Regions from separate parts of the Homo sapiens genome. Here region 2 is linked to region 1. The links are chromatin loops, found by intact Hi-C in ENCODE. Cell type or tissue: mammary epithelial cell. All regions are shown on one strand. Links, peaks and the distances in the headings refer to the core of each region. The heading gives the core; the rest is flanking DNA. Region 1 overlaps CCL20 (C-C motif chemokine ligand 20). Region 2 has its middle 25 kb from the start of SCYGR1.

Evidence for each region. Hi-C counts contacts between places; a loop is a spot of excess contacts. Peaks named below come from ENCODE experiments on the same cell type or tissue, not always from the same donor. Only the 100,000 strongest peaks of a DNase experiment are listed, where the experiment ranks them.
Region 2: it touches region 1 in a loop (10-fold over the local background); 6 of 110 quality-filtered maps call a loop at or near these places.

Annotation. Positions count from the first base shown.
Region 1 is chr2:227,817,398-227,830,879 of GRCh38, reverse strand. CCL20 (C-C motif chemokine ligand 20) reads right to left here. Exons shown (of 4, transcript NM_004591.3): 4 at 13,324-13,482. Among named protein-coding and RNA genes, the nearest start is that of CCL20, 10 kb to the right of the region's middle. RefSeq lists an enhancer at 11,902-13,101. In mammary epithelial cell, for the core only: a CTCF peak has its summit at 12,358; a DNase peak (open chromatin) is centred at 12,479; H3K4me3 peaks cover 904 bases; H3K27ac peaks cover 2,296 bases.
Region 2 is chr2:227,405,825-227,420,983 of GRCh38, reverse strand. No RefSeq gene overlaps it. Among named protein-coding and RNA genes, the nearest start is that of SCYGR1, 25 kb to the right of the region's middle. RefSeq lists an enhancer at 9,175-9,374. In mammary epithelial cell, for the core only: no CTCF peak of the experiment used is centred there; DNase peaks (open chromatin) are centred at 5,253 and 5,973; H3K27ac peaks cover 1,709 bases.

The sequences.
Region 1 (13,482 bases), core at 10,975-13,474:
AGTCTCATAGACATCATGAAACCCAATCTGTTGCAAGACTCTCAAGGCTGACATTTTGTTATTTCCCAACTTTCCTCTCCTACAGCCTACAAATTATTATCTGCAGTAATTTATTAGCCTGGCAGGGACAGTCTACTAAGGAAAGCCACCTTTGTAGAAAAAAATGAAATCACTTCTTTCAAAACTGCATAACAAAGTAAATTCACAGATTAAACTGTGACTTAAAAATCCACATTTTACTTTACAAAATATATAGTGAACTTATAGTAGTATGTGATATACAACTAAGCTCTTTAAAGATATTTTTAATAGCTCAAAACACATTCCAGATATTATTAATATACTAAAACAGGATCTCAAAGTAATATATCACAGAAACATGGTATTACAAGATTAGAAGCAACCTTCAAGATAATTATTCACAACAGGGACCTATAGTGGAAAGCATAGTCCGAAAATAAAGACACTGGGCCCGGCGTGGTGGCTCAAGCCTGTAATCCCAGCACTTTGGGAGGCCAAGGTGGGTGGATCACCTGAGGTCAGGAGCTCAAGACCAGCCTGGCCAACATGTTGAAACCCGGTCTCTACTAAAAATATAAAAATTAGCTGGGTGTGGTCGTGGACACCTGTAATCCCAGCTACTTGGGAGGCAGAGGGAGGAATCGCTTGAACCCAGGAGGCAGAGGTTGCAGTGAGGTAAGATCTTGGCACTGCACTACAGCCTGGGTGACAGAGTGAGATTATGCCAAAAAAAAAAAAAAAAAAAGAAAGAAAGGAAGGAAGGAAGGAAGGAAGGAAGGAAGGAAGGAAAGAAAGAAAGAAGGAAGGAAGGAAAAGAAACAAAAGAAAGACATTGAAAAAAAGAGAATTCAGAGGCCCTTCACCTTGATCTTTTACTGAGTTGCTGGTTGAACAACAAACACTGTATTTAATGGGGCATATGGGGCTCTTTTCAAATAAATGCCAATCTGTGTTCACTATCCTACTTAATCATTCTTTAATTTTTCCTGAAATCTTACCTTGAGGTGTTTCCTAAGCTAATCCCTTCTGTTGATCCTGCACTAATGTGCAAACAGTTGGAGAGTTGATCAAAGATGAACAAGAAAAGCAAAATAATGAAAAAGTAACAAAAATCTGTAATTTTGAAAGAGGCGAGTGATTGTGGAAATGTGTAAAAGGTACTTGAATCAGAAAATGAAGGCAGAGGGGCAAAGTTTCCTCCAACATCACCTTTAAAAGCCTGAGAAATAATCGAGAATGAATGCCTATCCACTCCTAATATTCTGAGTCTGACAAGAAGGCTGAGGGAGTGCTGCTTTCTGTTGATTGCAGAAGTGGACCACAGCTGTGCCCAGATTGCTTTCAATTCCTCACCTCTCTTCTGGGTATCACTTACATTGAATTCTTTGAAAATTGTAAGACTGAATGGCTAACTGTTAATGCAACATCAGAAATATTCTGACCTGATTTTCAAGGTGGAGAATTGACATTAGTAAATAAATGCACATGAGATACATTTTGAAACCCATCTGGGTCTGTTCAGAAGCAAGTTCATGGTTAATAATTTCATATAGACTCTGCATTTGATAAGTAGAATATCAGGATCTCAGAGTTTAGGGTAAAAGGTGGACCCAATACTACCAGTTCTCACTAGTCCTTATTTGCAGTGATTGTCTGTAAGGACTAGTGAGCTCATAGAAGAAAAGAAAAACTTGATTTAGCGACTTGAAATACATAAAGAAAATCAAACGTATTGTGTTGTATTTGGGCAAGTGACCTCAAGATCATGAATTTATCAGATATTTACAGGGTTTCTAGCACGTGACAGACACTCTGTCCAGCCTGGGATTGAGTGGTGGGCAGGGTCTCTGTTATCAGGCAGCTTACATTCTGGGCACGTTACAGTGTACCTGAAATGCTACCAATGGTCTGATTATCTCATTCTGCTCAGAATTCTTAAGGCATGGACTTTACAGCCAAGTTGACCTGTACTTGGACCTGGACCTCACCTCTTGCTGAACATGTAAGCCTGGGTGCTTGTTCCACCTACTATCTCTCCTCTCCCCCTGGTCCCCAGGGTGGACATGTCCATCAACACAGCACCATGTTGGAATGGGAAATGACCTGGTCCCATGGTGTAGAGAGACAAAGCTCACCTATGTCCTTCAGATGAGGAAGGCCAGTTCTTGAAGGAAGAAAACAACATTTTCCCTGCAAACTCCCTCTTAATCAACTTTCCAGCTTCAAGGATCCATCAGAGAGGACCTCTTCAGGCTGATCCTGACCTTCACAGAGATAAGCAGGCCTGCTTCCTCTCTCATGAACTTTGACCAGAGAGCAAACTCACCTAACCATGAGAATCAGCCTGGCACTTGTAGAAGTACAGATTCCTGGACTCTATGCCTACTAAGTCAGAATCTTCAGAAATTTCTACTTTTAACAAGCAATATGGAGAAACACTATTTCAGGATCATAGCCCCGGACAAAATCTAATTAAGAGATGAAGCCAGGTGGCTTGCGAAACATAGGAGAAATTTTTCTCCCAAGGTGCTAATAGAAATGGTAGTCATCTAATTTCTTTTAATGCCACCAGGCTAAGCCTAAAAAACTTTTTTAAATTAAAGGACATGAAGAAAGAGAAATGGCACGTGGTACCTTGTTAAGACTGTCCCTGGTGTTCAGTTTTCTCTGAGATTGAAATATTCCTGTCCTCTTAGTTTCAAAAATATTTCTTTAGGCATCCTGGAATTTTACTAAGTCTAGATATTACATCAAAATTTTAGATAGTACTATTTTATTTTATGTATGTATTTATTTATTATTTATTTATTCATTTATTTATTTTGAGACGGAGCTTTGCTCTTGTCGCCAAAGCTTGAGCGCAATGGTGCGATCTTGGCTCACTGCAACCTCCGCCTCCCAGGTTCAAGCGTTTCTCCTGCCTCAGCCTACCCAGTAGCTAGGATTACAGGCGACCACCACCATACCTGGCTAATTTTTGTATTTTTAGTAGAAACAGGGTTTCACCATGTTGGCCAGACTGGTCTCGAACTCCTGACCTCAGGTGATCCACCCACCTTGGCCTCCCAAAGTGCTGGGATTACAGGTGTGAGCCACCACGCCTGGCCCTGTTATGAGCATCTTTATCCACACATATTTATGCTCTTATGCAATTATTTCCTTAGAATGAATTCACAGGAAATGGAAATACTGTACTGTGAAATAGATACATATTTTTAAGGCTTTCGATGCATCCTGAAAACATGTATTTAGAAAATTCCTACTGACTTATACTTCTACCAATTGTATACAAGAATGCTGGTTTCCCCCAGGAATTATCAAGTAGTTTTTCTAGCCATTCCAAATCATCCCAAAAGCACCTTCTAGCTGCAAGGCTTCATGTTAGGCACTGCAAGAAATGCGAAGAGGTAGAAGCTATGCAATGTTCTTCATCCGAAGAAAACCACAGCATTGCGGAGAGAAAGCTCATGGAGGAAGTACAGTGCATGGGAGAACAAGGCACACGCTCCATCAGTGGGAGAAATGAGACATGCTACAGACACGCAGAGGGATGAGGGAGGAGCTTTGGCTGATCTGGGAGTGGTCCACGTAGGAGCACAATCACTCAAGCTGGATGTGCTTAATCTAGATGGAGATTGAGCAGCATTCTTGGTGAAGTTATGTACGAAGATGTGTGGACAGAAAATGGCAAAGTATGCCCATGCCATGGTAAAGAAGCCAGTGTGCCTGGAGTATGTGAAACACATAAATCACTCTAAGAGGCAGGATGAGAACTGGATCATGGAAGGCCCTGCACCCCAAGCTGAGGACTTGATAGGTAATGGGTACCCAGAAGCGATTTAGAATCCTGAGAATGATAAAATCAATATTGTGGCATAAATTTGGCAAGACATGTTCAAATAAGGAGAGAGAAAAGGCTAGAAAACCTCTTCAGAGGTGAAAGCCACAGAAAGATGAGGGCAGTGAGAACGGAAACAAAGAGTAGGGAGGAAAACTATTGCCAACCATAGCCAGCCAGGTGAGTGCCTGACTAGTGGTAAGGGTGGAAGACTAAGGGTGAGGAAGGAGCCAGACGACTTTGTGGTTTTGAACCTGAATGATTGGTAAGTGGAGAGAGACAGATGGACTGGCAGACAACAGACAGAGAGAGAGACAGACAGAGGGAAGTCTCAACCTCAGGGAGATGTTTGGGGAGGAAATACTCATAGTTTGTCTAGAGAGAGAGAAGAAAGGGAGGGAGGGTGAGAAGAAGGAGAAAAGAAAAGAAAAAGGAAAGGAAGATGGAAGGAAGGGAGGGAGGGAGGGAGGGAGACAAAACGGAAAACACCCCTTTTTTCAAGCTGATGCTTTCACCCACACTCGTTCACTGGCAAGCAGATTTCACCAAACAGAAAGTGCGGCTGATTTTTATGGTAGGGCAGGGAGGAGGGGCGAGTCAAGTCAGGCCTAGACAAATCAGCTCTGCCAAGCTGAGCAGAATGGTGGTGGCAGGAAGAGGCAAGTGGCAAGGGCAAGCCCTGCCCTGGGAGCCCTGAGGGTGGAAACCGAGGAAATGGAATCATTTCAACAAGTGAAACAGCATCTGGGCCAAATGGAACTGCACCCAACATGCCAAACCCAGGGAGCCAAGAAACGAGGTGGCAAAAGAGGGTGGAGGCAAGCACTGCGACCTCCTCAGACTTGGCTGCCTTGAAGGAGACAGACACCACGTGCCCTTTCTAATTGCGTTTGACAACATGCCCAGGGAATGCCACGGAACTGCCGCAAAACAGGACAAAGAGCCTCTGCTGTTACAGAGGGTGGTGCAGGGGGACACATGGATGCCCTGTGTGTTTTTCAGGGAGAAAGACGTGCGTCACCCTTTGGCTTGAGATGTGAAGCAATTGCTGCCAAATAATTCAGGTGAGATGGGATGTTCATTAATTCAGAAGTTTTTCCAGGACTACGCCACTTGATAAACAGTTTTACCCCCAAAATGGGGCTAAGATTGATGTGGGAAAATTTCTGGAGTAATTCACATAAGAAAAGAGAGGAATGTGTAAAAACATGGTTTTGGTGAACAACGTTAGAAATAAATTGGCCGGGCGAGGTGGCCATGGCCGTAATCCCACCACTTTGGGGAGGCCGAGGCAGGTGGATCACTTGAGGTCAGGAGTTCAAGACCAGCCTGGCCAACATGACAAAACCCCATCTCTACTAAAAATACAAAAATTAGCCAGGCAGGGTGGCACATGCCTGTAATCCCAGCTACTCGGGAGGCTGAGGCAAGAGAATCGCTTGAACCTGGGAGGCAGAGGTTGCGGTGAGCTGAGATCATGCCACTGTACTCTAGCCTGGGCAGCAGAGGGAGACTCCATCTCCAAAAAAAAAAAAAAAGGATATGAATACATGCAATAAATCCCAAAGGACCCAGCATGAGCCCCCATTTGCTCTTCTTGGCTCCTTAGTCTTTAGGTCCTTTACGTACATGGATCTGCTTGTAAATTTCAACTCTCAGTACTAAGCAGGCTCTTTCTTCGCTGGATTTAAGCCTATGAAGCACTAAGCCCATTATGGCCTGAGTATGAATGAATCTACATTCAATACTTTCCTCATCACCTGGAACTTAGGTGAATTTCTTCAAATTAAGAACTTCAACTTTAATTCACCTAAATTGAAGATTTTAGATTATTGAATTTTAACAATCTCTTAAAATTATTGTTTTTTCAGGTGAAGGGAGGGGGGCCAGAAACAAGAAAAATGAAAAAAAAAAATGTACACCAGCTTTTCAAACTTGTGAGCATTTCCTGCCAGAAGTGCCTTGATGTCAACAACGAAAGGAATACAAATTGTGTTGTACCATTTTGGAGAACGGGCAGGATTTTCTGTAACTACATCATTGTATCGTATTTATTGCTAGACATAGTTTATTTGTTTTAATTGAGTCAGAGCCACAGAAAGAACACAAATTCGAAGAATCACCAGACTCGAGGAATGTCAATGATGCTGTGTGCTAATGCAATCCCCAAATCACAGTTCGAATGCATATTCAAGTTTTGCGAACTTGAGTTGGCCCCAGCTGGAGTCTTGACACTTGGTAAGCTCAGTGAAGAAAATTTTATAATCTTAGGGGTTCTAACTTATGAGCTACCCTTTCAGTCAGAGTAAAGCAAGGCCCAGTGCAACAGTCTTCCACAGACCTATGTTATCTCCAAAAACTAAGACTACACTCTTGGGCCAGGCACGGTGGCTCACGCCTATAATTCCAGCACTTTGGGAAGCCAAGGTGGACGGATCACTTGAGATCAGGAGTTCGAGACCAGTCTGGCCAACATGGTGAAACCCCATTTCTACTAAAAATACAAAAATTACCCAGACGTGGTGGTGCGTACCTGTAATCCCAGCTCCTGGGGAGGCTGAGGCAGCAGAATCGTTTGAACCTGGGAGGTGGAGGTTGCAGTGAGTCAAGATCACACCACTGTGCTCCAGCCTGGGTGACAGAGGGAGCCTCTGTCTCAACAACAACAACAACAACACCACAAAAGCCATGGCACTGATGATTTATATAGGGAAAGAATGTAAGGTGAGAGGAGAAGAATCTTTAGATTTGAAGTGTAAAGATGCTTGGTGTTTAAAGATCAGGCAAAAGAGGTCAAACCAGTAAAGGAGAATAAAAAAAATAACAAAGTGATTGGAAACTGCACTCCAGCCTGGCTGATGGACCGAGACTCTATCTCAGTAAATAAATAAATAAATAAATAAATAAATAAATAAATAAAGACTACACTCTTGGACAGGTTTAATCAGACCTGTCTTCCTTGCCCTATCCAGGGTCCTTTCTAAGCCAAGGGGAAGACGGAGGCTTTGTTTCTGAGAGAAAGGCAGGAAACTGTGTCAGGCTCTACACAGATATGAAGTTCTCCATCCCCATCCTCTGTCCCTTTTCCCAACTTTATTGTCCTCACATTTCATACATTTATTTGGTGCTATGTGTTGTGTGTCCCCACTTCTAAACCATGAGGCACATGAAAGCCGCAAGGTTGTCTTGTTTATCCCCAATGACCGCCTCAGGACCTGGCACAGAGTAAGTGTTCAATAAACATCTCTTGGTTGAATGAATAAATGAGTGAGTGAGTGGAAAACATTATTTTTATCCAATAAACTGTGAAGAGATGTAGCAAGAAAGAAAAGTACAACAGTGTGATATATGTCTGGCACTGCTAGGGAAGAAGGTGTCCACATCACAATTGAAGCTTACTCCTTGGAGAAACAAACTTTTTATTTGGAAGCCTTTTTAATCCAAAAAAAAAGTCTAAAATGCTCTAATACTTTGATGGTAACTTCTAGAACAGCAGAGCAAACAGATGTACAAGAAGATTGCAAATAAACAGCCCCAAGACTGAGCATCTGCCGTCTCCTTGACACAAAAATATCTTATGCCAGAGGCCAGGAGGGAGCCCTGAGACCAACTCTAGACTCCATTGTATTTCTAAAGACTGTGTGACCTTGAGTAAGTTTCTTAACTCTCCTGAGCCTCAGTTTCTTTACCCAAGAACAGGCATAAAAATAGAGTTCAGAGCTCATATTCCAATGAGGTACATTGGCAATCTTAGCAGATGATATTAACATACAAATGCTTAAATAATCTAAATATTATTAATGACATGATTACTACCCAAATCTTTGTATTCATCTTTTCTTTCTCATACTGCTAGTGCTTCCGTCCCAATTCTCCTTTGTGCCTCCAGCTGAACTCCACAATGCCCCCCATGACCTTCAGTGGAAACTTTTTTCTGTTGTAAAGCAACTTCTCTGTCCTTCCATCTTCCACTTCTCCATCTCCTGGCTTCATCTGAAATCAGATTTTATGGCAAGAACACTACTTCTCCCTGGGGTCTTCTCAACATGAAGGGGCTCCTCTCTCACTCCTCTCCCACCACAGGGCCAGGAGTGGGTAGAGACCAGTATTCTTGTGCTTCCATGATGGCACTTTCTCATTCCTACACACCTTTCCCATCATCTTCTTTGAAGCATATGGATGTCATTAGACCATCCACTTCCCCTCCCGCTGGCTGTCAGTTAATGGCCTTGATCAGTTCTTCAGCTCAGTGTTCCCTTTCATTCCTGTTGACATCAGTGTGGACCACTTTGTACCCATGTGGCATAATGCCACTTATTCAGTAGCCTTGTCCCCTTGCATAGTAAATTCCAATCCAACCCAGCCTCTATTTCTAAGTAGGGTCAAAGAACATGCTAAATAACACCACAGGAATGCAATTAACAAAACCCACAAGGTGGGAAACCACAGAACAAATGTCTTGGTTTCTCCAAAGCATAAATTTCAAAGGAAAAGGAAAGGAGATGGGGGCTGGTGGTGAGGAGCTCTCAGATTAAAAGCAAAAAAAAAAAAAACAAGCCAAACAAATGAAGTGTGTGGACCTCTTTCGGATCTTCATTTACACCTTCATCTACATCTTTATATCTTCATTTAAAGAAAAGATGGATGCAAATAATGTTTTTTAAAACAATTTTTTTTAAAGCAAGCAAGAAAATTTGAACACTGGACATTGGGTGATATTAGAGAATTAGTGTTGATTTTTAAATCCATGTGAGGGAAATTGTATGTTTTTAAAAGTTCATATATATATATATATATATATATATATATATATATATATATGTACATATATAGAGAGAGGGAGAAGTACTTATAAACAAAATAATTTAATGTCTAGAAATTGCTTCAAAGTAATCCAGGGGGATAGATGGGAAGAAGTGAGTTGGGTGGTGTAGATGTAACAAGATTGGCCATTAGTCAGTTGAATCCAGATGGTGGATACAAGGGGGATTTTTATATGATTCTCTCCACTTTTGTACTTTCCATAATAAAAAGTGGAGGGAAGCAGGGCATGGTGGCTTATGCCTGTAATCCCAGCTCTTTGGGAGGCTGAGGCAGGAGGATGCTTGAGCCCAGGAGTTCAAGACCAGCCTGGGCAACATAGTGAGACCCCAACTCTATATTTTTTTAAAAAAGAGGGAAAAAGTAGAGGGAAAATCAATGGGAATGACTCATCCATCCTGGTAGCCTTCCAGTCATCGCCCTGCTACCCCACCACTTGAGTTGCACACCCACAGTCACACACTTGGACTTTGGCCCCTGGAGCTGCTCCAGCCCCTCCAGCCCTCCCATTCTCCTGCTCTTTGACCACATTGAGGCCTTTTATCTGAGGGCCTCCCCATACTCTCTCAGTGTCTCAGATACCTTTGGACCTCATCTCCTGTCTCTGGTCTAGACTGCATGGTTCAGCACTTTAACCCCTCTCTGAACCTCTGTCATTGACTCTTGCCCTCTTGTCCTTGCACTGTGCCTAGATGCAAAGCCTGACCCTAAACTAGTCCAACTAGTCACCACTGTCTATTCTTACACCCAAACTGCAGCAGGCCACCTGGTGTGTGCCAATGGAAATCACAGCAGCTTAGTTATCTCCGACTTCAGTGAACCCCAACACTGTGGAACAACCTTGAGTGTACCCCTGTGTCCTCTACTGACTATCTCAAAGCTTCTCCATTCATGTCAAAGCTCACTCATCACTCTCAAAAGGTGACTAGTCTTTCACCAAGAAAAGCAAGACCACCATATTCAAAGTCTGTCAACTTCCTCCATCCCAAATTGCAAAATTCTCCCCACCTACTCCTGCTCTTTCTTGAGTGAATTTTGTTCCGAAGGAAGAGATGACTCAGCTGAACTGTGTTCTGGAAACCCGCCTTTTGAGAGAAGTTGAGGTACCATTTGTTACTCTTCCAGAATCTTCAACTCTTTATAATATCTTCAATCTCTCTCTCATTCTCTCTCTCTCTCTCTCTTCTCCCTGACTCTTTCAATACTTTTCCATCTAAAGATAAAAGGCTCCCCTTCTAGCTTTTATTTCCTCTTACCTTCATTGCCAAACTACTTGTCACCATTCATTCTTCAACCCACTGTCATTGGGATTCTCTCTCCTACACTACCTCACTGAATACTCTTACAGTTACCAATGACCTACAGATTGCCAGGGGCAAGACATTATTCCATCCTTATCTTACTTACCTCTTAAGATGACACTAATGGAAAGCACCAGGGAGGCACCGAAGAACTTGGAGACAACTCTGAGAATACAGCAAGTCAAATCCACACATAGGGCCTATGGCTATGGCCAGACATCAGCAGTCTTACACAAGAGACTTTTGGAAAATATATGACCAAAAGCCTCAGAATCATTCAGATGGTTAGAGTGTATTTAGGAGACAGGACTAGACTCTTACATAAACTAGCAGTGGTTCTCAAGAAGACTGTACAAACAGAAAGGGCTACTTAGCCCAGGGGAGAGCAAAGGCATCCTGTGGGGTCACCTCAGAGAGTCAAGGGGCTTGATGAAAGTTTAAAGGAGACCTTCACCGTATCACTATTGCTTGAACCTAAGAATGAGAGTGAATTCATGTACTATACATGCCATTAAAAATAAGTTCAGAGACAGAAGATTCTAGTAAAAGAAGTCAAAAACCAAAAAGTAAATGCTGGATAGTTCCATATATATGAAATCAAGAAAAGGCAAATTAATCTATTGTGAAACAGATCAGAACAGCTGCTACCCCTGGGTTCTACAAATGGAGGGGAACATGAGAGCTCCTTCCCCTGCTGTGTTGAAAACATTTACTGTCTTGAAGGAGGCAGGGTTGTTTCACAGGTAGGTGCATATGCAAAAATTTATTAAGCTGCACAATTAGGATTTGTGTATCTGGGCCAGGTGAGGGGGCTCACACCTGTAGTGCCAACACTTTGGGAGGCCGAGTTGGGCAGATCATGAGGTCAGGAGTTCGAGACCGGCCTGACCAACATGGAGAAACCCTGTCTCTACTAAAAATACAAAAGTTAGCCAGGTGTGGTGGTGGACGCCTGTAATCCCAGCTACTCAGGAAGCTGAGGCAGGAGAATTGCTTAAACCCAGGAGGCAGAAGGTGCAGTGCAGTGAGCCGAGATCATGCCACTGCACTTCAGCCGGGGTGACAGAGCAAGACTCCATCTCAAAAAAAAAAAAAAAAAAAAAAAAAAAGATTTGTGTATCTTACTGCATATAAATTATACTTCAATTAAAAAGTAAATAGGCTTTTTTTCCAAAATGAAAAAAAAAAAAGAGAGAGAGAGAGAGCTGTGAATTGGGAGTGGCATCCCTAATCTAAGATCATATTTAATCCAGTGAAAACTAGAGCATTAAATATTCAAATTACATAGCTGAGGCCCTGCTCTCTGATCCCAGCCTTAACAAACCAGCTTTGTGATTCCAATTTGACTGCTCAGGTAGCTTGCTTCCCTAATCTAGCCATGTGCTTGTGTCCGCATACTTGACGCTTGGATGCTTTCGTTGTTGATTAATAAATTGGCATTCCAGCCTGGAGATTTCAGTCTTCAGAAACTCACTTAATACTTATTAGTAGTCCTGGCCTCAAAAGATTCAGACAGCTTCAGAGTGCTAACAAAATTTTCTCCTTTCCTGACTCTACAAGCCTTACCTGCTGAGGCCTTCCAGCAATGAGACAAATCTGCTGCCCCCTGAAAATGCCTTGCTTTGACTGTGCTGTTCCAACAGTGACTGATGGGGAGGAGAGAAGGGGTGTCTGGGATAAGTCCCAGGCTTCACAATCCCACCTCTTCTGCCTTTTTTTTTTTTTTTTTTTTTTTGCCGTGGCTGTGACTGAAGTTCACCATTTCTCAGCCTCCTCATTGCAGCTGTCTCTGGTACCTCTGCTTTCCATCCACCCCACCTCCCTTTCCTCTGCCGTGCAGAGACAACATGTATTTTGACCTTTACAGTGGTTTCCCAAGGGCTCCATGGTCAAGCCCAAACCACCACACGTAGTTGAGATAACAGTTTAACTTAATCTGCAGCTACTCCACCCCTGCCCCACTTGCATATACTCCTCTTCATCCGGTATTGCTCAAGGGTGGCGCGATTGGCGTTTGGGGTGGGACAATTCTTCATTGTGCAGAACCATCCGTTGCATTCTAGTGAGTTTAGCAACCCTGGCTCCTACCCTCTGAATGCTTGTTGTACTCACCCTCAGACATTGTGACAACTACACATGCCCGCAGATATTTCCAAACACTTCCTGCTGTCCCTTTTCCAACTAGCTACTTCCTACTGATTCTTCATACCACAAGTATTGGGCTGAATCTTGTGAAATTGTCATCTTCTCAGGTCAATGACATCAAATATTGGCTACTTAATGTGATTCAACTGCATAGTACTTCTTCTGGAAGCCCTCACGAATGATGCCCAATGATTTCATTATTAAAGTGCTTACCACCAAGTGTTGTAAGAGCTGCTTTACTCATTCCTGCCTCTCGCCACATTGCTCAGCCTTAAATATCTAGCAGCAAGTTATTAAGTTTTAAGTCACTTCTTCTCTCTAGCACTTGGCACGGTGCCCAGCACATACTGAACCTATGTGTGATGATGAATCAACACACAGGATGTTGAGCATACTTTCCCTGATGATTCAATGTTGCTGTTCCTGAGGATGCAGACGCCCTTGGGGACTATTGAGCCACTTACTCTTTTTTGGCTCCACATCAAGTGACCCACCACTGCCCTACTTTATGGGTTTATGTGTCTTGATTTTGCATCATATCATCAGCATGCCTGCCTCCAGTGATCCTGTGTGTCCTTTGGAATCCGAGGCACTCTGTGAACCTTGATGCATGAATGTAGTGATAGTAACTACTGGTTCAGAGTCTTTTCATCCTGATTGCTGGGCTCTTACCAGGTTTCACACGTCTGGGGGCTCCCCGCTGGTTAGCAAGGCAGCCACTAAGAACTCTCTGAATAGTCATTTTCCTTTCGGAAACTGCTTAAAGATGACTCGGGAGGACTTTTAAATGGAGAAATGTTCGTATGCTGAGATCCTGGCTGGTGACAGAAGGATGGAAGAAGTGATGCCTGAAGGTATATTCTAAATGGTTGTTGTGTCCCTGTAGTCAAAAGGTGTGTGGGCATGGTTTCTTATTTTAAACAGTTTTCTTAAATCAATAAACATTGGGTTATGAATCTCAGATATAGGATCTTTTTCAACTTTTAATCTGGACGACTTTGAATTAAAGAAAAAAAAGAACAACTGTTCCATTATAATTCATGTAAAATCAAGTCCAGGGCCATGAGGGGCCGAGATAAAGGGAACAACTAGAAGTAAGTGGAGGATATAATTTCTCAGAAAATTCTTATATTTTCTGTGCCTGGAAATGGTTTCAATACACATCATAAAAATGATATAAAACTCAATCAACAGAAGAACTTTTTGTTTCTTTATTTTCAATATTTGTCTTATTAATATTTTTCTTATTTTATAATGCAATTACAACAATTTAGGAGACAAAACAATATAAACAAAAGAATGTTAAATAGTTTTTTTTAAAAAATAGCTTGTTGCTTGCAAGAAAGTCCATATAAT
Region 2 (15,159 bases), core at 4,716-7,215, 400 kb after region 1:
AGGTGGAGGTTGCAGTGAGCCAAGATAGCACCACTGCACTCCAGTCTGGGTGACAGAGAGACTCCGTCTCAAAAAAAAAAAAAAAGCATGAGTTGTTTGAATAGAGAGGATTTAATTGTTAACTAAGCATAAATTTGCTGATAACATAAAATGCGCTAGGTAACATAAATGGCAAAAAGATAACGCAAAACTACCCTGGAGGTAGAAACTAGAGGAAGCAGTGGGAATTGGGGAGCGAAAGGAAGAGGCTCAAACTATTAAAGCTTAGATGTTTGGAGGAAGAGCCGTGTGGAGCTGAGCACCAGATTCTTAAGGAGGGCTACTGTACGTTCCAGCTGAGGTCTGCGAGGGGCTGTGAGGGGACCAGTTCTACAAGCATTGAAAATATTGCAGACTGGCTTCAGTGGTGGACTCGGGAAGGAACTGGTGCTACTGCTGAGCATGAAATGGTTAATGCTCATTTCACTTCTTAATGAAGCATTGCCTGGGTGCCATTCACAGGAGCAGAAAGTGGTCAGGAAAGAAGAGGGGCTTCCTCCTCCTCCGGCTGTGCGGTCTCTCTCTTGCATCTCCCCATGGGAAGATGGGAAGAGCTTCAGAGGGAGCCAGCTCCAAAGCGAAAATGGGGTTTGCAGAGGCCCAGCCCCCGAATCACAAAGCAGAGTACAGAAGGTGGGGCAGGGGCAAGGTTGGAGTTGAGAAATACAGCTTATTGACTGGCCCAGGCACAACTCAGGTCACAGTCATTGTTAATGCGGTATTTCACTACCTCATTATCCCCTTCAGCCTAAGCTGAACTTTTACTGCACTACTGCAGGGCCTTAGCCTCCATTTCTGGGCTCCATTTTTTTCTGGTGTCTTGGGGAGGCCCCAGATGTGTCTCAGCTATAGTAGGAATGTCTCTGGAGTACAGTTTTCAGCACTGTCCTTGTCTCCAGGCCAGTAACTAGGGCTGTCTGATGACCCTGGCCAGTAGGGCTCATCTCACTCCATCCATTAGGAAGCAGTTCTCTCATCTCTAGGTTCTGTCCTTAAATGTGCCCATACTCAAAGTTATTTGGACCCAAGGTGTAACATGGTTAACCAGACAATTCTTTTAATTTCACATAAGGTCCTTTCCTCCCCAGACCATTGACATGCTTCCATTTTTCTGGCCAGGTCAAGGGTGAGTTCAAGGGCAGGTGACTCCAAATTTAACATTTGTGACAATAGTCACAAATGGAACAGGCCTAAGCTGAACCTTTGCTATCTATCCCAATCCTGGAAGCCCATTCAAACTATGGATCTTGGCCTGGTGTAGTGGCTCATGCCTGTAATCCCAGAACTTTGGGAGGCCAAGGAGAGCAGATCATTTGAAGTCAGGAGTTAAATACCAGCCTGGCCAACATGGTGAAACCCCATCTCTACTAAAAAAAAAAAAAGATATATATTAGCCCGGTGTGGTGGCACATGCCTGTAATCCCAGCTACTCAGGAGGCTGAGGCAGGAGAATCACTTGAACCGGGGAGGCAAAGGTTGCAGTGAGCTGAGATGGCACCATTGCACTCCAGCCTTGGCGACAAGAGTGAAATTCCATCTCGAAATAAATAAATAAATGAATAAAATAATAACAAAAAGCAAACTATGGTTCTATAGATATCTATTTTGACAGTAAAATAAAACACAAGTTGATGAACTTATAAACAGATAGCAAAGTGAAACCAAACACTTTAATATAAAAATACATTAAATATTTGGTTTAATATGTACTTTTAAATATATACAATTTTTTTTTTGAGACAGAGCCTCGCTCTGTTGCCTAGGCTGGAGTGCAGTGGCTGTGATCTCAGCTCACTGCAACCTCTGCCTTCCCAGTTTCAAGCGATTCTCCTACCTTAGCTTCCTGAGTAGCTGGGATCACAGACGTGCACCACCACACCCGGCTAATTTTTGTATTTTTAGTAGAGACGGGATTTCACCATGTTGGCCAGGCTGGTCTTGAACTCCCGACCTTAGGTGATCCACCTTCCTCAGCCTCCCAAAGTGCTGGGATTACAGGCATGAACCACTGCACCCGGCCCACAGATTTTTAAAATATAATATTTTGCAAATTTTTTTGAGCAGATTTTTCTTCATGGGCTGGAATGATTGAGTCTTCCTAAAACATTAGTCCAGTAGAGGTTAGACTGAAGATGCCTTCCTTTCCTGGTAAAACTCAGCAAATATAGATGTTCTTCACTGCAGCAAGGACTTTCAAATTGAACTAGAAATTAAGTTCATCTTTCTCAAAGAAAAGAAAAAAAAAATACTGCAATGCATCAAGCACCAAAGCTTCCAAATGGTTTGGATGGCAAATGCTGAGAGAAGAGATGGGAGGAGAATAGCAGTTCCAGGATAACATCACCCATTTCTTGCTAGGTATTTCATCAAGGTTAACTGCCTTAATGCTATTTGCTAATCTTAACTAATTTTGAGGGGAAAAATCTTCTATGTCCCTATATTAGCATCTGTAGCTTACCCCCAAATTCTGATATGATAACAACCAGCTCATTCCTATAGAGATCAAATCATTCACTGCCTAGGATATAAACATTTTACTGAGGCTGTTCTTAAGCATTTCAAAGTGAAAAAAAAATAATCCGAATAGGGAAGGCACAGAAGATTTTCAGGGCAGTGAAACTATTCTGTATGATACTGTAATTGTGGATACATGTCATTATACATTTGTCCAAATCTTTAGAATATACAACACCAAGAGTGAACTCTAATGTAAACTATGGACTTTGGGTGATAACGTGTCAATGTAGTTTCATTGATTGTAAAAAATATATCCTCTGGTGTGGGATTTTCATAGTGAGGCAGGCTGTGTACAGTGGCAAGGGGCATACAGAAACTCTCTGTACCCTCCTCAAAATTTTGCCATGAGGGAACTAAGCTATGAGGACACAAAGGCATAAGAATATACAACGGACTTTGAGGACTCAGAGGAATGGGTAGGAGGCAGGTAAGGAAAAAAAAAAACTACACTTTGGGTACAGTGTATGCTGCTCAGGTGATGGGTGCACCTAAATCTCAGAAATCACTACTAAAGAACTTATTCATGTACAAAAATAAATAAATGAAAAAAATTTTTCTGTGAACCTAAAACTGCTCTAAAAATATAATAAAGTCCATTAAGAAAAAGAAACTTTAGTAATGGCTTTGCTAAAATTATTGCTTGGTTCAAAGGAATCTACCATGATGATTTTTTTTTCTTCTAGAAAACTCTGTGGTATCTCTTTCAATTTAGCATTTATTGTTCACTTCCACTCTTTCAAGCCAAATTCACCATACCTAAGAGGGGGTGGTGAGGGTTATATATGTGGGAGTGCTGGTCACCAGACATACATGGGCCTCAGTTCTGATCATCCAGGAACCTACATGTCTTAGTCCCTTTAGGCTTGTACAACAAAAATATCATCAATGGGGTGGCTTAAACAATAAACATGTATTTCTCACAGTTCTGGAGGTTGGGAGGTCCAAGATCAAGGTGCTAGTAGGTTTGGCATCTGGTGAGGGCCCATTTCTGGTTCATAGATGGCCTCTTTCTCCCCATGCCCTCAACATGGCAGAAAGAGAACAACAGAGCTCTCTGGGGTCTCTTTTATAAGGCACTAATACCATTAATAAGGGTTAGGCCGTCATGACTTAATCACCTCCCAAAGTCCCCACCTCCTAATACCATCACCTTGGGGGTTAGGATGTCAACGTATGAATTTGAGGAGGACGCAAACATTCACTCACCATAGACGTAGGCCCTTCACTGTCAGGGACCAAGTCTGATTTGCCTTGGCCCTCCCCGCACCTAAGGTGGTACTTGGCACACATTATTTGCTTCATAAATGTTTACTGAGTGAATAAATGATTGAACAAATGAGAAAAACAAATGGAGATTCAAGAGGCGAGGCATTTATGGAGAAAAGATTTGAAGAAAAAAGAACACAGAGATGGCAAAGCTTGTATTTTTAGTATCCCTTCATCTGTTCCTTGGCAACTCCTATGTGAAAAGTGGCAGAGACAGAGTCAGGAAGCCTCGCTCCAGGTTTAGAAAACATTGTCAGGGTGGCAGAAAATCTAGTCCATTCCTTCCTGCTGACCCAACTCAGTCAACAGTTCCTTGCTTGGGAACATGAGGTTCAGATGCTGACATTTTTAAACAGCTGTGGCTTAAATAACCCCAAGAATTTCAGTATCCAGAAATAAAGGGAAGAGAAAAACTGGGTATGAGACTGGGTAAGTCAGATACAGCCACAGAAACGCACGGGGGAAGACCACACCTGGAAGCAAGGTTTTGCCATGAGGAATGATGAACACCAGTGAGTTCAGACTAATTTCGACCTTCACCCTTGCCCTTCACCCCTGCCCTTCACCCTGGCCATGGAGTCTCACCAGAGCAGGAGTCATTAACAGGGGTCCTATGGTGGGGTCCAAACCACAGGCAAAAAAAAAAAAGAAAAATCTGTGTTTTTATTTTTTTTTATTTGAATTAGTTGCCAAGATTTAGAAATTAGGAAATTTCACATCAAATCTGGATTTCCGGCTTCTTGTGAAAAAGCAGAAGATTTGGGAACAGCTGGCCTATGTTTCCTCATAACCACAATGGGCTGGGGGCGGTGGGGCGGAGGACGGTGTTTTCTCTGCCTAACTGGCTTCACTCCTTAACCCACGCTCCTGGACCTGCAGACACCGGTATTGGCAACCCTTGTGTCTCTGGGCACTACCCTGAAGAGGCCTTCAAGGAAATGAAGCTGACTGTGACGGCTGACTTCTGCAATATATTTCTGAGAGGATAAAATTATACTAACGAGCCATTCTGTTGAGTAGAAATCGAAGCTTCCTGGAGCTTCTCAATGATAAGCTCAAACAGTGAATGTCACAATACTATAATTGTCTTGGGTGATGTAAAGATACAAGGGCCAGTTATACATAAGACCAATTGTTCCTCTCTTTGCTCTGATCTGTTTGGCCCATTCTATATCATGTATATATCTGGGTCACATGTCCAAATGAAGGTAGGTTTTATCCACATTTATAAATGATTATGAGTTTACCAAAACTCAAAATAAGAAAATGTTGCTGCGAGAAATGGTCTAAAAAATTGGCTGAATTATGAAATTTGTACTTATTTGAAATACCATTTCCTACTGACATTTCCCTTCCGGCTGCCTTGGCATTAATGTAAGAATTATTTATGACTCAGCATTTCCCCACAACAGCTGCCCACAGGGCAGAGCATGAACTGAAGAAAAGAAAAGAACCATGCTGACTTTACTGTTTGAGCTCCAGCCCTCCTGGCTGAGGGGAGGCAGCCTGCTCTCAGGGGGTAGGGCAGGGAACAGGAGTCACTGGTGCTGACTGGGGTTCAAATCCTGACTCTGGGATGTACCAGGTATATGACCTTGAAACAATTGTCTGTATCAGGGATTGGCGAATCATTTCTTTTTCTCTTTCTTTTTCTTTCTTTCTTTCTTTTCTTTTTTTTTTCTTTCTTTCTTTCTTTCTCTCTCTCTCTCTCTTTCTTCTTTCTTTTTTTTTTTTTTTTTTTTTTTTGAGACAGGGTCACACTCTGTAGCCCAGGCTGGAGTGCAGTGGCACGATCATGGCTCACTGCCGTCTCAGCCTCCTAGTTTCAAGTGATCCTCCTGCCTTAGTCTCCTAAGTAGCTGGGACTACAGGTGCATGCCAGCATGCCTAATTTTTTTTTTTGGTTGGCGGGGGCGGGTCGTGGGTATTTTTTTGTAGAGATGGGGTTTTGCCATGTTGCCCAGGATGATCTCAAACTCCTGAGCTCAAAAGATCCACCAACCTTGACCTCCCAAAGTGCTGGGATTACAGGTGAGCTACCATGCCTAGCCTTGGCAAACAATGTCTGTGGAGAGCCAGCTACTGAATATTTTTGGCCTTGCTCACCATACAGCTTCTGTTGTAACTACTCAACTCTGCAACTTGTGTAGTGCAAAAATAGCCAATGGGCTGCTAGGGCTGCCATAACAAAGAACCACAGATTAGGTGCCTTAAGCAACAGAAATTTATTTCCTCACAGTTCTGGACGCTGGAAGTCCGACAACAAGATATTGGTAAGGTTGGTTTCTCCTAAGGCCTCTCTCCTTGGCTTGCAGATGGCCATCTTCTCCCTGTGTCTTCACGTGGCCTGCCTTCTGTGTCTGTCTGTCCTAATCTCCCCCTCTTTATCAGGATTAGGGCCCACCTTAATGACCACATTTTAACTTATTCACCTCTCTAAAGACCCTATCTCTATCTCCAGATACAGTCACATTCTAAGGCACTGGAGTTAGGACTTCAGCATATTAGTTTGGGAGGGACACTATAGTTAATAATAATATTGTATTGTGGCCGGGCACAGTGGCTCACACCTATAATCCTAGCACTTTGGGAGGCTGAGACAGGAGGATTGCTTGAAGCCAGAAGTTCGAGACCAGCCTAGGCAACATTGTGAGATTCCCGTCTCTACAAAAGGTATAACATAAATTTAAAAAGAAATTAGCCAGGTGTGGTGGCACAAAACTGTAGTCCTGGCTACTCAGGACACTGAGGTGGGAGGATCGCTTGAGGCCAGGAGTTTGAAGCGGCAGTGTGAGCTGTGACTGTCACTGCACTCCAGCCTGGGCAACAGAGTGAGACCCTGTCTCTAAGAATAATAATAATTATAATAATAATGTACTGTATACTGGAAATTTGCTAAGTGAGCAGTTGTTAGGTATTTCTACCACACACAAAAAGGTAGCTATATGAGATGAGGGAATGTGTTCATTTCACTGTAGAAATCATTTCACTATAGGAATATTTATTCTTTTTTCTCTCTCTTTTGGCCTGATTAAAATTTTTTAAAAAGGAAATCATTTTCCTATGTTTATGTATATCAAAACATCATGTTATATACCTTAAATATATACAATTTAAAAAATTAAGTGTCAAGGAGGAGGATAAAATTCAGCCCATAATACGTATGTAAGTGAATGGGTATGGCTGTGTTCCAGTGAAATCTCCTTTACAAAAACAGGCCCTTGCAAAATAAATAAATACATCATAAATAAATAAATAGGCCTCCAGCCAGATTTGGTGTGTGGGTCCTGGTTTGCAGACCACTGGGTGATACCATCTCCATTCCCTCCCTTCCCACCCTTTCTCATCTGCCTGTCATCAGACTCTTGCTCACATCATGCCACCTAAGGACCTCTCCCCAGGGTCACCTATGACTTCATTGTCACCTGTTCATCTCTGCGTCCTCCTATCTCTGGCCCCTCAGCAGTGTTGGCTCTGCACACATGATTCCTTTGAGAGCTTTTCTCCACTGGATTTCACATGGCCACAATTCCTACATTCCCTCCTGCCTCTCTCGCCCGCTCCTTCCCGGGCATCTTGGCTGGCAACTCCTCCCCTTCCCAGCCACTACGTGTTAGACTTCCTTAAAGCTCAGGGCTGGACTCCCTTCTTTTCTTGCTGTGTAATTTTTTCCAAGATGATCTCATCGACACCTACAATTTCAATTACCTTCTGTAAGCCAATGACTTCCAAATATATAGTTCCAGCCCGTACCTCTCCTCTGAGCTCCTGCCCATGAATCTAATCGCCTCCTTCCCATTTCCTCTTGTCAGTGTCTCTGTAACGTCTGTGTTGTGTGTCCTGGCTGTTTATGATTTGCTTTTCTTTGACAACTATAATCTCCAGGGTAAGTTTAGTTCCCTTCTAAAACCATTTCCTCGGGCCAATCTTCCCTGACCTGCCCTCCCCGCCCCACAGTCTATGCCAGACCCTCTTTCACTTGCTCTCCAAGCACACTGAGTATTTCTTCTGTATTCTTCAGAAATCCTGGTCTCTTACACCTCTTGGGTTCATTGTTCTCAGGTGGACAGTAAATTCCACAGGGCTAAGTCTACCGCCTTTCTCTTAGTATCGGAGCACTTAGCCCAGAGCCTGGCACATACGAGGGCCTCAGTAAATGCATATGGGATGATTGAAAAACTTTAAGTAAACTAATCAAACCCTCTGAGATACTGAGAATTGTTGTTTGATTTTAGTTCAGAGTATTTTGTATTGGGCTGTGCTTGTTTAAGTTGTAACCCTCAAGAAGGTTTCCTCTGTTTTTATATATATATATATTTGCCATCCCTTCTGTTTTCCTAAATTCTACCTAGGTAGAAAACTGAGATGGTTTCAAGAATGAAACACACTCTACTCGACAATTCTTTAGCTCTTGCATTTGACAAAAGGGATCAAGTTCTAGAGGATAGACCCTCTAGAGGCAGTAAATGCTCAACTATTTACTAAGTGTGTGACCTTGAGGAAGTTATGTCACCTCCTTTGTTACTCCCTGGGTTCTTCATCTGTAGAATGATGCCACTAACACCTACCTGTGTCACATGTATAGTGTATGCACAGGGTCTGACACAGTGCCTGGCAATAGTAGAGGTCCCCTATTTGTTTAACAGATTTTTTTTTTGTGCACTCAGAAATGGGACAGATACTGTTTCGGGCACTGAGGATACAGCAGTAAATGAATCAGACAGATCCTGCGCTCAGGGGGCTCACATTCTAGGGCAGGGGGGAGGTAAGTGTTGGTGGGGGAAAAGACAGGAAAGATAAAGCCAGATAAGAGCATAAAGATGAATGGGGTAGAAGTGACGGTGTTTTAGCTGTGGGGATCAGAGAAGACTCCCATAAGGTGAACAGGAGTAGGAGTCAAAGATATTCATTCCTCTATTCCTTTGCTCCTCTGCAGGGAGAAATCCTACTTCCCGTGGTTACTAGGGAGAATGCCTCACTCTAACTCATTTCTGTCTGGGTGGGAGCAGTGCCAACAGAAATAAGAGATGGGTTTCAGGAGGCTCTGGCCTTGATAGGCATATGTCATCCCACCCAGGGAGTGCAATGCAAGGTCTTGTTGGTTTCTTTATTCCATAATAGTTGATATGCAAACTAGATTAGGCACTGAGAAATGCTTCTGTGTGGCCGGGCGCGGTGGCTCATGCCTGTAATCCCAGCACTCTGGGAGGCTGAGGCGGGCAGATCACTTGAAGTCAGGAGTTCGAGACCAGACTGGCCAAGATGGCAAAACCCCGTCTCTACTAAAAATACAAAATTAGCTGGATGTGGTGGCACACACCTGTAATCCCAGCTACTCGAGAGGATGAGGCTTGAGAATCTCTTGAACCCGGGAGGCAGATATTGCAGTGAGCCAAGATGGTGCCACTGCATGACAGCCTGGGTGACAGAGCAAGACTCCGTCTCAAAGAAAAAGAGAAAAGAAAAAGAAAAAAAGAAATGCTTCTGTGTAATGGAACTTCTGTTTGGGGAGCAATAGGTAAAAATAAAACCCTAGGAAATCCCCAGGTCTCTCTCAATGGGTTTGAGGTAAGAGTTGGCAGGTTGGTTTCGCCTCTGCTTGCCTGTGGGCAGAAAACCAAATGAATCAAAAGGCAGCCAGAATGGAATAACTAGCACCTTAAGATGACACCAGGAAACCTTGAGGGTTTCGCAGGCCCTCAGGATCTAAGCAGACAGTATGACTAATTTGTCTGTGCCCTAGACTTAGCTGCCTGTCTTCCCACACTTGTGGCTTCTCCTGAAAGAGCAGGAATGGCTGTGTTGAGTTGTTGCCCTGCAAGGTTGGACTTGAATAAAATTCAAAACACTTCACATCTTTGGGACTTAATAGTTTTTCTGAAGTAAGCTCCATACAGTTTCTCCTGTATAGTCAATGGGAGGGAATAAGGAAGAATGGGATATGTCTCCCTCCAAGAACCCAGGCACATTGCGTAGCATTAATAGACCCAAACAAAAGGATTCCCCTTCTTTCTCCAGAATCCCTCTTCAGCTGCACAGCTTGCAGCCACGAGAAGGTGAGTCTCTGTTGTGGAGAGAGACACATTTGGCTGACTAGGGGTACTGAGAATTGTCAACCTATAAATAAAGCATTCAGTCAGAAATTGTTAAACTCAGAAAAGCAGCTGAGAAATTAGTAACGGTGTTACTACGTTAAGATTTAAAGAGCTGGCCAGGCACGGTGGCTCACACCTATAATCTCAGCACTTTGGGAGGCCAAGGCGAGTGGATCACCTGAGGTCAGGAGTTCGAGACCAGCCTGCCCAATGTGGTGAAACCCCGTCTCTACTAAAAATACAAAAATTAGCCAAGTGTGGTGGCACATGCCTGTAATCCCAACTATTCAGGAGGCTGAAGCAGGAGAATCGCTTGAGCCTGGGAAGCAGAGGTTGCAGTGAGCTGAGATTGTGCCACTGCACTCCAGCCTGGGTGACAGAGCAAGAGACCATCTCAAAAAAAAAAGAAAAAAAAAATTAAAGAGCAAAGCAAGGCATGTGCCCGTAGTGCCAGCTACTCTGGAGGCTGACATGGGAGGATGCTTTGAGCCCAAGAGTTTGAGACCAGCCTGGGCAATATAGCAAGACCCTATCTCTAAAACAAAATTAAATTTAAATTTAAAAATATTTATGGAGCTGAGGGTTTTTAGAAGTATTTTACCAACTTACAAATTCTTACAATTTAGCAGCTCCAACACAGGCAGAGGGCAGATACACAAGAATCACTGCCAGTCACGAGGCTGAGGAGAATTTCAACACTGGTATGCATCTGTTCCTGAGGCCAATCCCTTAGCAAGGAAATCAGACACTTCTTTCAGATGCCTAAAAGTATCAAACACAAATATTTATGCGTCCAGGTATTAAAATTCATCAAAGGACCTTTCAAGTCGTTATACTAGCTGCTGTTGTTCTGTTCAACTCTAAGTTTCAGGAGCTTAACAAGTGTGTCCCAGACCCAGCCAATTCCCTAGACCACCCAATGTACCCGCAGTGGCCAAATGTCCCCTCTTGGGGTGTGGCCAGTGAGATTCTCAACTAACTTTTCTTCTATGTCTTAATAACACAAGACCTTCTATCCCTCCTTTTTTTTTTTTTTTTTTTTTTGAGATGAATCTCACTTTGTCGCCCAGGCTGGAGTGCAGTGGTGTGATCTCGGCTCACTGCAACCTCTGCCTCCCAGGTTCAAGCCAGTCTCCTGCCTCAGCCTCCCGACTAGCTGGGATTACAGGTGTGCGCCATCATGCCTGGCTAATATTTGTATTTTTAGTAGAGACGGGGTTTCACCATGTTGGCTAGACTAGTCTCGAACTCCTGACCTTAGGTGATCTGCCTGCCTCAGCCTCCCAAAGTGCTGGGATTACAGGTGTGAGCCACTGTGCCCGGCCGTATTCTTCCATTTTTAAGATTTGAGGCCCTTCTCTTAATTTCAAAGGGAAATGACTAAGAGGTATAACTCAGGAAAGACGAGCTGAATGTTAAGGGACAAGAAACGTCAGACTCCAGAGTATCCACAATGCTTCCAGACTGATTCTAAGTCCAGTCACATTTCTGTTAAGAGTGATCTAACAAGAAGCCAACAAATTATCTAGTCTAGAATCAGGGCTTCAACTGGACAGACCATTCAATACATTGAATATATGTGTGTGTGTATATATATGTGTGTGTGTATATATATATATATATACACATATATATATATACTTTTTTTTTTTTTGAGACAGAGTCTCACTCTGTCACCCAGGCTGGAGTGCAATGGCACGATCTTGGCTCACTGCAACCTCCACCTCCAGGGTTCAAGCAATTCTCCTGCCTCAGCCTCCCAAGTAGCTGGGATTACAGGCATGCGCCACCAAGTCCGGCTCATTGCCTGGCTAATTTTGTATTTTTAATAGGGACAGGGTTTTGTCATGTTGGCCAGGCTTGTCTCAAACTCCTGACCTCAAGTCATCCTCCCGCCTCATCCTCCCAACGTGCTGAGATTATAGGTGTGAGCCACCATGCCCAGCCACATTGAGTATATTTTAATGTATATTTAATATATTCCTTTTCAGAACTTACCTAGATTTAGAAATTTTAAAAAGATGCTCTCAAAAGGCATATGAAGACTATCTCTGCTAATTTATACAGAGACAGTCTCTAGAAAGATGTAAACCACTAGTACCCAGGGTTGCCTCCGTTGAGAGGAACTGGGTGCCTGGGGAATGGAGGCGAAGAGAGTATGGAGTTTTTTCCATTTGTATGAACCTTTTGACTTTTGTACTGTGTGTATGTATTACCTACTCAAAAGTAAGTAATTTTTTTTTTCTTTGAGATGGAGTCTCGCTCTGTTGCCCAGGCTGGAGTGCAATGGCGTGATCTTGGCTCACTGCAACTTCCACCTCCCGGGTTAAAGAGATTCTTCTACCTCAGCCTCCCTAGTAGCTGGGATTATAGGAGTGTGCCACCACCATGACCAGCTAATTTTTGTATTTTTAGTACAGATGGGGTTTCACCATGTTGGCCAGGCTGGTCTTGAACTCCTGACCTCTGGTCATCCACCTGCCTCGGTCTCCCAAAATGCTGGGATTACAGGCTTCAACCACCGTGCCTAGCAAAAATAGGCAATTTTAAAATTATATGTGAAGAAAAATCTGTAAATGTTTTTGTCATAACCCCCCACCCCCAACCCACCACCACCATTTTTTTCCTGTAAAAATTTTTTCAAGGCCTGAGGAAAATGATGAATTAAACTTTTCCTGACAGGAAAGACAACATCTGAAAATTCTGCCTGATAGATAGAGAGAAGCATCCTGGCAAGAGACACGGAGCTGACAGACGAAGAGATGCACGTCTGACAGAATTGGGACTATTCACCCAAAGTGAGACAAAGTGAAATGCCAAGCACATTGAGAATCTCTTCCTTCTTACTGTCAACGGATTCACCTAATCAAAGCACTTTTAGTCACTGCATCCAATTTCCATCCTCATCCAACACATGGTGGGGTCTTTTTCTCGTTTCTTCTGAGTTGACACACACAAAACCCAAGAGTCCCACTTTTGGCGAGGAACGTGTTGCTGTCAGCTTGCATTTGTTACCGCACATTGGTTCCCCGTGTCCCAGTAATGACCCCCTGTAAAGGCCACTGGGCAAGAGAATTGCAAGATCGAGCGAGGCGGCGGGAATTACAGGAAAGGATTAACGGCAGAACAGCCTGTTGCGACAGCGAAAAACAGCCCGAGGACAGGGGCGTGCTCCCATCTGACAGGCGGAAGTGTGCCAGGGTTTATGTATTAGGTCACAGCAAGAAAGCTATTTTTGCTGTGCCCTCTGACCTTCTGTAGAAGGTGAGCCCCAAGATGCCTATGATACACACCAGACTTTTGCAGGCTGCCCTGACTCAAGAGGGAAGAGCAGATGCTGACTAGTGCAGGGTCCTGTAGAGTTTGGGAATCCACCATTCACAACAGGATGAAAGGATTTTCATGGGTGTTGCCATCTGCTGGGTATGTGTGTTGGCAGCGGGGAGTCATTTACTAAGCAGATGCAGCCTTTCTGTTCCTCCTTCCTCAAACTCCAATTTAAAAAATAGCTAGTCCGGGCACAATGGCTCATGCCTGTAATCCCAGCACTTTGGGAGGCCAAAATGGGAGGATCTCTTGAGCTCAGGAATTTGAGACCAGCCCGGGCAACATAACGAAATCCTGTCTCTACAAAAAATACAAAGATTAGTTGCGTGTGGTTGTGAGCACCTGTAGTCCCAGCTACTTGGGGGACTGAGGTGGAAGGATCACTTGAGCCCAAGAGGTTGAGGCTGCAGTGAGCTGTGACTGCACCACCGCTCTCCAGCCTGGGCAACAGAGTGAGACCCTGTCTCAAAAAAAAAAAAATAAAAAAAATCTAATGGCCAAGTAGGCTTTAGAATTCTAAAAAGCTAGCAACGAAAGGAAACATGGTGCTATTGGCAGAGATTTGAAGTAGCAGTGGTCTCCCACAAAAGTGCTATGATGTACAGAGACTTAGAGGAGTCGCAGTGTAACCCTGGTTAAAGAGATTGGGAAGGTTCCATGGAAGAGGGGCTGAGCATTGTTCAATTTGTTGAGTAAACCCAAAAAGCAGTGCACTGAGATCAGGCCAAGCTAGAGATATCTCTGTGGCAAACACTGAACACTTTTATCACCCCCTTACATTTGGTAGAAGATTGTTGGAATCACCACTCTCCACAAACAGTCAGAAAAACTGGAACCAGATGGCATCTCTAAAAAAATGTGGCCCACAGCCATAAATGTGTGACTTGCATTCTCTTTCAGAACAAGAAAAGATGATGTAGATACTGCTGGTTTGGACTGGCTCAGAGAGAAAAGAAACAAATAGATGGGAGTACGTGCCAAGGGTCACTGATGCTTCCAGAGGGCAGTGGCCTCGGCTGTCTTACTCAAGGCTGAATTCTTAGCCCCTACAAGACTCATGCCTGGCATGTAACAAGTGCACAGCCAGTTTTCCTCCAATGAATGAGGGGCTTTCTCAGAATAAAGTTTTTGTAATCAGAGACCAAGACAGCCACTGATTCTCTGCAGCCTTGAAGTCTGTCTTTTCTGAATATCCAGACAGAGGACAAGTCTTGATTATAACGATCATTAGCCTAGAGTACTGCCCAGTTCTGAACTCAAGGATAAGAATCCCCTCCAAGCTCCTGCCAGGCTGTCTCCACACTCTGACATCACATCCTGCCTCTTTGATTAGGTTTCACAGTGAATTTTGCCCCTCCCAAACACACTTTGTTAATCTTTTTTAGGTCTGGGAATTCAGCCAAAAATTCCTGAAGGATGAATTCCTTTTCCTCGGTGAGGTTGACATTTGAGCACACATCGCCCTCTTGTGTCTACGACACATTTGGCAACGTAGTTTCCAGCACCTGCTAATGCACACAGCAAATTGAAGCCTTGTTAACATCCCTTAAGCCTGCAGACCTCGGTACAAGGCGGAGGGAGAACAAACGCACCAATTTTCCCAGAATAGTCAAGAACATCCAGAAGAATCCAGAATTTGTGAAGATGGTACTGGTAACTACCCAACCCAGAGCTTTGAAAGTTAAAAAATGTATAAGGTACCATAAAATTCATATTCAAGAGCTCACAGTCAGAAAATGTTTACCTTCTAAAAGAGCTGGACATTTTCCATAAACCGAAAGTTGGACTATACAGTAGATACATGAAGATGTCCTCCTAGCATTTTCATATTTGACCTATTGACTTTTGAATCACCATTCATATCCTCTTTGATGTTGCCCATCCACACACCCACACCCACATAAGCCATGTGTGT